Regions from separate parts of the Homo sapiens genome. Here regions 2, 3 and 4 are each linked to region 1. The links are chromatin contacts, found by Hi-C or POLR2A ChIA-PET in ENCODE. All regions are on one chromosome and are shown on one strand. The core of a region is the stretch at or near the end of the contact, and the rest is flanking DNA. Distances in the headings are between cores, read along the strand shown.

What was found. A loop is a pair of places that touch in the nucleus more often than their neighbours do. ChIA-PET counts read pairs that join two places held with the same protein, here RNA polymerase II (POLR2A). Pooled maps may share reads with other maps.
Region 2: a pooled map shows a loop between it and region 1 (9-fold over the local background). The contact joins the promoter of SLC25A24 here to the promoter of CLCC1 in region 1. A Hi-C loop is called at or near these places in 9 of 50 pooled maps. POLR2A ChIA-PET finds 5 or more read pairs at or near these places in 2 of 52 experiments (CD4-positive, alpha-beta T cell and CD8-positive, alpha-beta memory T cell).
Region 3: a pooled map shows a loop between it and region 1 (6-fold over the local background). The contact joins the promoter of AMPD2 here to the promoter of CLCC1 in region 1. A Hi-C loop is called at or near these places in 6 of 50 pooled maps.
Region 4: a loop to region 1 is called in a map with no recorded cell type, with 9 times the contacts of the local background. The contact joins the promoter of GNAI3 here to the promoter of CLCC1 in region 1. A Hi-C loop is called at or near these places in 1 of 37 single-sample maps with no recorded cell type and 9 of 50 pooled maps. POLR2A ChIA-PET finds 5 or more read pairs at or near these places in 3 of 52 experiments (AG04449, CD4-positive, alpha-beta T cell and activated T-cell).

Annotation. Positions count from the first base shown.
Region 1 is chr1:108,962,178-108,964,868 of GRCh38, reverse strand. CLCC1 (chloride channel CLIC like 1) reads left to right here and starts at 1,385. Exons shown (of 13, transcript NM_001377458.1): 1 at 1,385-1,508; 2 at 2,400-2,560. RefSeq lists silencers at 1,590-1,829, 1,968-2,262 and enhancers at 2,190-2,309, 2,682-2,691.
Region 2 is chr1:108,198,902-108,201,592 of GRCh38, reverse strand. SLC25A24 (solute carrier family 25 member 24) reads left to right here and starts at 1,250. Exons shown (of 10, transcript NM_013386.5): 1 at 1,250-1,637. The coding sequence starts at 1,455. RefSeq lists an enhancer at 1,032-1,326 and a silencer at 1,127-1,466.
Region 3 is chr1:109,618,494-109,621,184 of GRCh38, reverse strand. It overlaps AMPD2 (adenosine monophosphate deaminase 2), which reads right to left and starts at 1,348. Exons shown (of 19, transcript NM_001368809.2): 1 at 907-1,348; 2 at 1-271. The coding sequence starts at 9. It overlaps GNAT2 (G protein subunit alpha transducin 2), which reads left to right and starts at 1,569. Exons shown (of 9, transcript NM_001377295.2): 1 at 1,569-1,702. RefSeq lists enhancers at 63-591, 551-600, 1,122-1,650, 1,621-1,670, 1,651-2,181 and a silencer at 1,241-1,430.
Region 4 is chr1:109,547,239-109,549,929 of GRCh38, reverse strand. GNAI3 (G protein subunit alpha i3) reads right to left here and starts at 1,315. Exons shown (of 9, transcript NM_006496.4): 1 at 1,092-1,315. The coding sequence starts at 1,209. GPR61 (G protein-coupled receptor 61) reads right to left here. Exons shown (of 2, transcript NM_001393907.1): 2 at 2,670-2,691. RefSeq lists enhancers at 1,029-1,198, 1,729-1,788.

The DNA.
Region 1 (2,691 bases), core at 136-2,635:
CCGGGAGGCAGAGGTTGTGGTGAGCCGAGATCGTACCACTGCACTCCAGCCTGGGCAACAAGAGTGAAACTCCATCTCAAAAAAAAAAAAAGTACGGCAGATCCTCAAAAAATTAAAAATAGAATTACTACATAATCCAGCAATTCCACTTGTGTATATATATTCAGGAGTTGAAAGCAACAGATATTTGAACATCTGTGTGTATACCCAAAAGGGTTAAAAAACAGATATTTGTATATCCATGTTTACAGTATTATTTCACAGTAGCCAAAAGTGGAAACAACCTGTTATCCATTAACAGATGACTGAATGAACTGGTATATACATAAAATGGAATACTATTCAGCCTTAAAAGAAATTCTGACACGTTACCACATGGATGAACCTTGAGGACATTATGGTAAGTGAAATCAGTTACAAAAAGACAAATGCTGTATGAGTCCTTATATGAAATACCTAGAGTAGTCAAATTCATAAAGACAGAAAGAATGGTAGTCGCTGGGAAGGAGGGAGGGGAAGAATGAGGCGTTACCACTTACTGGGTACAGAGTTTCAGTTTTGCAAGATGAGTGCTGGAGATGGATGGTGGTAATGGTTGCATAACAATGTGAATGTATCTAATACCACTGAATTGTACCTTTAAAAATGGTTAAGATAGTAAATTTTACCATCTTCACAGTTTCCCGAGATTGCAAGGCCAGCAGTTAAAGACAAAAACAAAACTACTTCCAACTGCCCTACAGTGTGCAGACCTTTCCCTTGTCCTGCCCTGAGTAGAACTACAGTTGTCATTCGTGATCCTCCCTTTAAAAAATTATGCTTGTGGCTAGGCGCGGTGGCTTACACCTGTAATCCCAGCATTTTGGGAGGCCGAGGCGGGCGGATCACCTGAGGTCAGGAGTTCGAGACCAGCCTAGCCAACATGGTGAAACCCTGTCTCTGCTAAAAATACACATTAGCTGGATGTGGTGGTGCGCGCTTGTAGTCCCAGCTGCTCGGGAGGCTGAGAGAGGAGAATTGCTTGAACCCGGGAGGCAGAGGTTGCAGTGAGCCGAGCCGAGATCGCGCCACTGCACTCCAGCCTGGGCAACACTGTGAGACTCTGCCTCAAAAAAAAAAAAATCATGCTTGCGTTTCATGGCGAATGTTACACATTCAAACTTATCAAATATATTAATAGTAAGAAAATAGGTTTCCTATCCGTTGTATATATTTGAGTTCCAGGCGAGATTTCCTTCGCAGAAAGAGTTCCGCAGATGAAAAGTAAAAGAAAATCCGCGGCGAAAATAACCCGCGCGCAGAGGCCGGTCCCGCTACTAGCCCCGCCCAATCAACGAGGCCAATCAGCGGCCCGCAACGGGGGAGGGACACGCAGCCGTCAGCCGAACAATTCGATGACGAGGCCCAGGAAGCACGCTGAAACCCTGGGCGGCGGCAAGCTGTGCGACCTCTTCTGCGGCCGGCCTGGGCAGGTGTCTTCCTCGAGAGGCAGGCAGGGGATCCCGGACGTGAGTCCGTGCAGTTGGGTGTGTTGTGCGGCGGGTGGGGCGGGTTACCCGCCGTTACGCCCTGGCGGGTCCAGCGGACTCGCGGCGCAGACGCTGGGGAGGCCGCAGGCGCGACCCGGGGCGGGGACCGTGCTAGCTGCGTGCGTCCGCTGCGGCCTGTGGGTGCCCCGGGCTCCTACCTCAGCTCCCGCGCCGGCGGCTGCCTGTCCGCCGCGGTTGCGCGCGTTCCGGGGAGGTGCTTGGCCCAGAGAGCGGCCTACGGAGAAGGCACAGCGAGGGCAAAGCGAGACCTGAGCGCACGTTGAATTCTGTTGGCTTTGGTTATCTCTGAAAACTTTAAGCATAATTTGAATAAATGCTGTCAGCAGAATAGCTCGGATTTAGTTGTAGTTAATTTTCTAAAACTTCAAATCTGTGAATTAACACAGTTAACAACAACAACAAAAACGGACACAAAACAACCTCCAAAATGGATTTTTTTTTTTTTTTTGAGACGGAGTCTTGCTGTGTCACCCAGGCTGGAGTGCGGTGGTGCTATCTCCGCTCACGGCAACCTCCGCCTTCCGGGTTCCAGCGATTCTCCTGCCTCAGCCACCTGAGTAGATGGGACCACAGGTGCGCGCCACCAGGCCCGGCTAATTTGTAAATTTTATTTGTAGAGAAGGGGTCTCCCTGTGTTGTCCAGGCTTGTCTCTGACTCCTGGGCTCAAAGGATCTTCCCATCTTGGCCTCCCAAAGTGCTGGGATTACAAGCGTGAGCCATTGCGCCTGGCTCCAAATCTGATTTGAGTGTAAAAAGTTAGACACACCATAAGCTGTAGGTTTATTACTGGGTGGTGAAAAACAATTCAGGTTTTCTTTATAATAGTGATTATGAAGTGTTCTTCCCAGACTAGCTTTATCGTCATCTGGGAAATTGTTAAAAATGCAAATTCGCAAGTTTGAGAGCCATGGTTCCAAGAAACTGCATAAGCATACGAAATAAGTTGCAGCCTCCCGACTTATACCCTGGTACTTCTAGTCTAAAACAGGATTTGACTCTACTAATCCAGGTTAGTCTTGCCTTTCCCATTACTCATGTGCTTTCGTTGAAACCAAAGACTTTTTCTTTTGTGCCCATTTCTACTCACTGCCTGGCCGTCTGCACGACGATCTGTGTTTCCTGGTAGTTCTCCAGTCTAGT
Region 2 (2,691 bases), core at 1-2,500, 760 kb after region 1:
GGTTTTCAAGGACAGAGAAAATTTGAAGTTTGAAGGCAGTTCCAAAGGAAGGCAATGATTCTTAATAAGACTGGAAGTTGGAAGTAATATAAAAAGATAAATCAGTTTCAAGATGATTTTACTAAGCAGGCAGCCCTTAATTTACAAATTCTAGATTCATACATATCTTAAACATACAAAATGATATGAGGAGAGGTAAGTTCAGGGTCTGAGTTCCTGGCTGTTGTTGGAACTGATTTCTGTGTAGTGATTCAGAAGATGTGAGACACCCTAATTTACAAGTACAGAGGTATCTTCTTTTCTGCAAACAGCAGTACAACAATAGTTCCTCTTACGCAGCTGTGAATGAACAGGATTATTACAATTAATGATATCTCATTTGATTGGCGCCTTAGAGAATTAAGACCTTTCACACCTAATATACAACTTTGTTGTGAAGGCAGATATTTATATTCTCATTTTACTGATGAGAGACTACCCGGAGACGCTATGTCACACCTGAAGGATTAGGTACTTTCTCTGTTAAGTCCAATGTTCCTTCCGTTATTCCATGCTAGGCAGTAATAAGTTCTGTCTTGCCTGAGTAATAAGCTCCAAACCTCGGAACTGCACCCATCTTGAGAAGGAGGAGGGCGCTGTGGTTTTTTCTGATAAGTGCAGCTGGCAGACACTCTATACGCTTAATCACGGGCAAATCCTAGCTAAGCTGCCTACCAAACTAGTCCTTCTTTTCCCCGTTGCCCACGCAGATGGCTGTTGATCTTTTCTGCAACAAATCCAGGAGTTTCTCCTTTTTGTTTTATAATTGCTCCAATAGATGCTTTAGGATTTAACTCTCTGCTTTTTAAAGCAGAATCGCCATCCCAGGTGTGCAACCACGAAAAAATTAGACATCCGTGAGAGACAATGCCCTCCATGGCCCAGTTTCCAGGCAGAGAGAAGCAGCTCTGGGCTGACCGCCAAGGCTCCGGCCCGAGAGGGTCTTTAAGTGGAGTAACCAGTCTTCAAGACCCCGCTCCCAAGCCACCGACGCGCTGACGCTGCAGCCCTGGACCTGCTGGGGGCCTCTTCCTCGGACCCGCATGCTGACAGCGGGACTGGCAACTGGGCAGAGGTCGACCCCGGGTCCGCACAGCACCTCCCGAGACCCAGCTCCCAGCTCCCTCACTTCCGGCTCTCTGGAGGCGGGCCCGGCCAGTGCCGCCGAGGCCAGCGCGGCGAGCTCCTCCCCAGCAGCGGCGGGACGGCCACACCCTGCGCTCCGCGCGGGCTCGGGTGGGGTCTCCGCTCCTGCGCCCTGCGCCCTGCGCGCCGCAGCCGCAACCCCGACGGCGCCCCAAACGCTGTTGCGCCGCGCGCCCCGCCCAGCCCGGCCTCGCGCTGGTCCCGGTCTCGCCCCGCAGCCCTCGATCTCCCGTGACTTCCTCGGCCAGGCCGCCTGCGCCTCTGGGACCATGTTGCGCTGGCTGCGGGACTTCGTGCTGCCCACCGCGGCCTGCCAGGACGCGGAGCAGCCGACGCGCTACGAGACCCTCTTCCAGGCACTGGACCGCAATGGGGACGGAGTGGTGGACATCGGCGAGCTGCAGGAGGGGCTCAGGAACCTGGGCATCCCTCTGGGCCAGGACGCCGAGGAGGTGGGTCGCCGCCGGGGCGCCGCCTGAGCGTAGGGAGGGCTGCGGGCGCTGGGGACACTGCGAGGACCGAGGAGGGCGGCGGCTTGAGGCGTTGCCAGGAGAGGAAGGAGGAACTGTGGCGCCCAGCGCTCCGGTGGCTTCAGAAACTCGGGCGTGGGGCCGCGACCGGCGACCCCGGTAACAGAAGTGGGTCATAATACGAAAGTCTACTGGTATTTGTCCAGATAAAATGAGTGTTGTGGACACTCTGGCCCACGGGCACTGTTAAATTTTTAAGACACTTTTGTCCTGAATCCATCCCAGGTTCTTTGTTTTCTGTTTTAATACCTTGCAGACATGTAATCCGTTTTAGCTGTCAGACTTCAGTGGGTCCCAAGTTTTGTATAAAGGCGCACACATTCGATCTCTTTCGAAGCTGCTTTGTTACAGCAGCTATGTGTATTGTCTACTGTTTGAAAACTGTTTGAAAACCAATCGCGTGTTTCCCCCACTTCCTGTTGAGAAGGAATGGCGGCATTCCATTGTTTAAGACATTCCTAGGTTAATGCCCTAGGTACATAAATTGATCTGAAGGGTTGACTTGACCTGCGACTGAGCAATTTCATTTTCTCTGAGTCATCTTAACTGTGCCCCTGAACTTCTGCCCCTTTAGTAGGGTGGAGATATGTGGAACTTCTCCAACCCTGTTGAAGCGTTCCCTGACACTGGCATTCTCTTATCCAAAGAGGGAAAGTGATTAGGTTACTATGAGGGCCAACAACTGTTATATAGTTATATTTCACTTCTCTTTTAATGTCTTTGGTAGTTATAGGCCTCTTCAGTTTACTGTTTCTTCTAGAGTCAGATTTAGTAAGTTACAATTTTTTTTGAAACTGCCTGTTCTGTCCAAGGTTCATAATACTCACCGATGATTTTATAACACTTCTGACTGAATCTGTAGGTAGGTTCTCTATTTCATTCCTCATATCTATCCTTTTCTCCCCTTCAATCTTGCCAAAGTTTTGTGTATTTTATTCATACTTTGAAGGAACCAACTTTTGGTACTTTGTGCTGA
Region 3 (2,691 bases), core at 99-2,598, 660 kb before region 1:
GGATGCCATGGCTGGGACCACGGCGGCGACAGCGGGGGAGTCTGAGCGGCACCGGCTGGGGCCTGGCTCTGCCACATCCAACCCCTTCCTCCGCCCCGCCCCCAGCGGGAGTGACTGATGCAGGAAGCAGCGGCTCCGCAGGCGGAAGAGGCCCTGGCCACGATTTCTCATGTTGTCTAGGCAACCTCGGGGAGTGGGGCCTCCATCTCTGCCCCTTATCCCTCCCCTGCCTCCTCAGTCCCAGGAGTGACGTGACTGATGGTGGCTGGGCCTGGCGGGGGGCGGGGAGGGGGTGGGTAGAAAAGAAGATGGGGAAGGGCCAGCCCCCAGCTCTCCACTAACCCACCAAGAGCCCTCACCCCATCATGCCAGGGCTCCCGGGCAAAGAAGCCAAAGTCCAGGCTAGCTGGTCCTTCCAGCTAGCCTGGAAGAAAAAAGAATAACAAACAGGAATTCAGCAGCGAGCGAGTCCAAGCTCAAACACAGTCCTCCCGGGGCAGGGCAGGCATACTCCGTGAAAACCCAGCACCCACTTTCCTTCCACATCTGACCCTCAGCTCCCGGGGTAGCCCAGCTCTGGGAGGAGGGGGAAGAACCGAGAATCCCAGCCCAGGAGGGAGGGGCCTGTCCCGGGAAAATTCCACCGTCGCCAAATAGCTACCTCCCAGGAAGGCAGGAAGGCCAGGAGACCCCCTTGTCTGGGGGTCTGGGACAGAGACCCTAGCCTCTTTGGATTTTTCCTCTGTCTCTGCACACTCTGGCTCTGCTCCCCAGGCCCTCCTGGGAGGAGCTGACCGCCTTCCCTAGGTCCTGCTGCTGTGCTGTGACTCCCACCCTCTTGTCACTCTGGCCACAGCACTTCTCTGTCCCAGAGACCCTCCCTCCAACACACGTACACACACTCACCTGAGGCCATGATGCCCGAGTTCCGAGGGGAGGCTGCCCACGAGAAGTCTGTACAGCAGAAAGCCCGGGTCCTGAGGGACGGCAGGGGGATCGGGCCACAGACCCCAGCCAAGTCACTCCAAGGGCCCCTGCCCTGGCACTGAGATGGGGAAAGTAAGGCAGTCTTTCAAAATTGCCAGCTGGCCGGAGGTGGACTCCCGCAGACCTCGGCAGCCGGACTGGCCTCAAGGCGACCCCGGTGTCGCGACCACCCAACCCTGCAATCGAGAGGCTGGTAGGCCACGTGCTCCCAAGGGAGCGGGACCCGAAACTCGTCCAGATTTCTCTCAACACTCCCTGGGCATTCAGGGTCGGACTCCCGCGGCCGGACTGTGGGGGAGTCACGCAACAGGTGAGACCCCACCAAAATCTCGCCGGCTCCGCGCCAGGCTCTGCGGCCCTTGGCCCCGCCCCCGCCTGGCCCCGCCTCCGCCTGCCGACCCCGCCTCGCCATTTTTTTCTCTTCCTGGGCGCCACGTGGGCAGCCACCACACCGCGGTAGGGCTGGCCTGAGCCGACCCTGGGTCTTGGGCCAGTTCCGTGCGTCAGCTTCCTCATCAGTAAGATGGGGTAATGACAGTACCTCACTCAAAGGGGTTACTGTGAAGATTAAACGTAAAGTCCCTTTACACAGTGCCTGGCACGAAGTGAGGGCCCAGTGAAAGGTAGCTGTTATCATTGTCCCAGGATTCATTTTAAGCAGAAGTCCTGCCCCTGCAATCTCACTTGGTCGTCTGTTTTCTTCCGGCCGGCGTAGGTAGGAGGCTGTGCCCTGCAATTCTGGCTCCCCTTCCCACATTTCTGTATTTGGTGGTTAAGAGCTTTAACTCTAGCCAGAATGTCTGGGTTCAAATCCAGATTTCACCTACTTCCTGACTGATACTGGGCAAGTTACCTAACTTCTCTGTGCTTCTATTTCGTCTGTAAAATGAGTGTAAGAGTACCTGCTTTATATGGTGGTTAAGATAAATGAGTTAATATAAGTTAACTGCTTAGAACTGTGCCTGGCCTGTAGTTAGTACTCAGTATTCATGTATTACCATTGCTTTAGCCTTGGCCTTGGTTCTCTATTGACACTCACAGGTTGATTCACTTGCAGCCGTTCTGGGGTCTATCCAACAAGCATCCCCACTGCCAAGGGGTAGATAATCCGACCTAAAGGGAACTTGTGGAGGGAAGTCCCTAAGACTTCACTGAATATAATTAAATGCATTAGCAGGAATTAATCTCTTCCCTATTTTCCCTCTTGTGGGAGGCCTTTGCCCCCCACACCCAGTTGTTCTAATGCTGTTTGTCTGGCTCCTCCCAGTTCTTACCACTCCCACAGCAGAGATCCTTCCCAAACTCTGCCTCCCTCTTCTCTCCCCACGCTGGATTCTGGACCCTGAACCCTTTTCTCCACCTGCATCTGGTGCCACTTCCATTGATCCCTGGCTACTGTTCCCTGAACAAACTTAAAAAAAACTTGGCCTCTTCACCTCACACAGAATCCATAAAACTAAAAAGAGAACAGAGATAACCAGGTTTACCTAATCAAAATAGCAAAGACTAAAAAACAAAAAACCAAAAAATAAACGCTAATGCAGGTTGGCAAGGGTATAGTTAGTGAGATGGGAGACACACACACACGTACATGTGCACAAACACATTACTGGTGGCCTTGAACACTGATATAATCTTTCTGAAAGCCATCTGGTAATATAGAATCAAAATTTTCAAAAAGGTTCTTATTATTTGACCCAGTAA
Region 4 (2,691 bases), core at 66-2,565, 590 kb before region 1:
TATTAGTAAGCTAATGCCAGTATTCTTTGTATGATTTACTGAGCCTCTCAAAAATTTTGAAACTCATGTTGAGTAAAATACATCCGACTGTGTTTAAAAAAAGCCAATTAAAACGACTATCAAATAACATAAACAGTAATTCCTGAAGTCAATGGTTTTGCTTTGAAGAGGCCAAAAAGGATAAAACAGCCACCAGAAGTCTACCATAGTCTTTACAGTGAATATGTCCAACTCTGTAACTTATCCTAAGGTAACTATTCCAACTACACATCATCTATAGCAACTATTCAGCATCCTCCAATGTGTAATCTCTTGTTCACTAGATCTTCTGCTACAAACCTCAAAGAAATCATTCTTTAAATTTCTTCAGCTCACACCATTTCCCATCCTTTTGTAAAAACAGAAGAAGACGTTATAAAACTTTGAAAATAAAAATGATAGGAAACGGTGGAAAAGTAGAGATGGCCTCTGCACCCAAGCTCTTTTCCTTTATACCTGATAACTTGTCATTTATCTCACCTACCTATCTTCATGTTCCTGGATAATCCAGGGTTCTTCCAACAGTTCAAATGGCTCTCTTACTAACAAATGTCAACGTCCTTATGTGACCATTCTGTTCCAGTCTCTGTACCATCCATTCAAGCCTGCTAGCTTTATCCTGCCAAAGAACCACGACGCTCCAAACTCACAAACCATTATACAAGCCCAACATATACTCTATGCCGTTCTCGTTACCAACACGCTCCAACCCAACGTAAAACCTTCCTAGTATCAACTCTTCCTTTATGAGCTTTTCCCATATTCCTACTCCCTCAACATCTACCGGCCCATACTCCCAAGTCTCTCTGCTAAACGCAATTCTAGCCCGGAGTCACACCCTCTACAGCCTAATTCCCGCAACCCCAAAACCCCACCCCCCTCATCACGCCCTCTGGGGCCTCAGCTAGGAACCCCAACACCCCGCCCCACGCCCGGCACGCCCTCCAGATCCCTTTAGGGTCCTTTCCGTCGGCCCGACCAGACCCCGTTCAGGCCTTCCAAGCGCCTAGGCTCTCCCGACCACCACTCAGTCCCCGCCTCCAGCCCCTCACCGAGTAGCAGCAGCTTCACTTCTTTGGCCGCTTTTTCCCCGTCCTCCCGTAAGTTGCGGTCGATCATCTTGCTTCGCTCCACTGCCGCCTTGTCTTCGGCGCTCAACGTGCAGCCCATGGCGGCGGCGGGAGAGGGGACACGGGCCCGGACTCACTCACACCACGGAAACTGCGGCTCGGCAGGCTGAGGCACCGTCTATTGCTGGGCGGTGGCCCTCTCCGTCAGCTCCCTTAGCGCCCAGAAGAACCGGATATCCGACGTTTACGACACTTCCGGCGACGCCCCGCAGCCTTCACCGTTTAAACCACTCTCCTCAGGGAGAGGAGTTGAGACCGAAAGCGGAAGTCACGGGGAGCTGGCGGCTGGGTTGGGCGGCGGATCTGCAGAGTTTCGAGGTTCTGTCAAGTTCGCTGCCCGCCGCCCAACTTGAAGCCTCATTTACCTTTCGGCTACCTGATTTGGATAAATGGAGAAAAACCGGGGCCTCTAACTCATAATGCCCTCCCGCGTTCAAGATGCCAGTTTTGGGGCGGAGATTTCTAAATTAAAGCCTACATCCCGCGCGGGAATATCTGCTGGTAATTTCTCGCCTGCCAGAAAACTCCTTTGATCTCTGGCTGTGGAGACTCGGGACCCCTACCCAAGTATGGGACACTGCCTCCGTTGGGGTTATCTCAGATCAATGGAATGGGAACAAGCTATCCGGCCTGGGCGCCGTTCACGTCTCACATCTGAGATCGTAACACCGACTGTGCTTAGGACCTCAGCAATAACTTTTTGCCGTCTCTGGCCCACTGACTCCTCTCAAAATGTCCCCTGGTCCTTTTGCTATTCACGTATTTCTGTGGGCTTGAGATTTGCTTAACTCCTATATTGGCAAAAGGCCACTTGAAATCGCTAGCAGATACTCGATAACCTGAAAGGTAAGCCTGTAGTTCCTCCATAAAATTTCCATGCTGCCCTTCTCTCCAGTATAATTCAGATCTTCCTACCTTAGGGTCTTAGAACTAAAACCAAGATAAGTCAACTTCAATTCCACACCCCGAAACAAACCAGTGCATCCTGTGAATCTCCTACTAAAATTTCCTGTTGCGATAACATGCAAAAGGAGAGGTTCTAGTAAAATTTGCCTCTCAGCCCTAGTATCACCTGAAACTTAAGTCCACTGTGAAAGTCCCAGGCAGATAGCATCTTTCACTAATAACCCTGGATACTGCGTGAAGGTAGTCCTAAATCAACTTTTCAGGCAAATAAGCCCACAATTACTATACGTTCTAGCGAAGGGAACTCAGTCCCTAAAACCTTTCCCTGTGATTGTAAATTTATTTCTCTAATAGAATCTGAACTTGAGAAAGTAAGGTCCCAACAGAGAGGTTTATATAGTGATGATTCATTAATTAGAAGGATTTAATTAGAGGATTAGAGCCACCTTAAAAAGCCTCGTCCACCTTAACTCTTAGCAATGCCAATTCTTCAAGGTTTGAAAAGTCCCCCAGTCATTCCCAAATGACTGTTAAGAATGAAAGGGACTGCTTTTCCATTATCAATACTTTTGGGGAAAAAGGGCAAGAGGAAAGGGAAGTAAAACCAGTATTTATT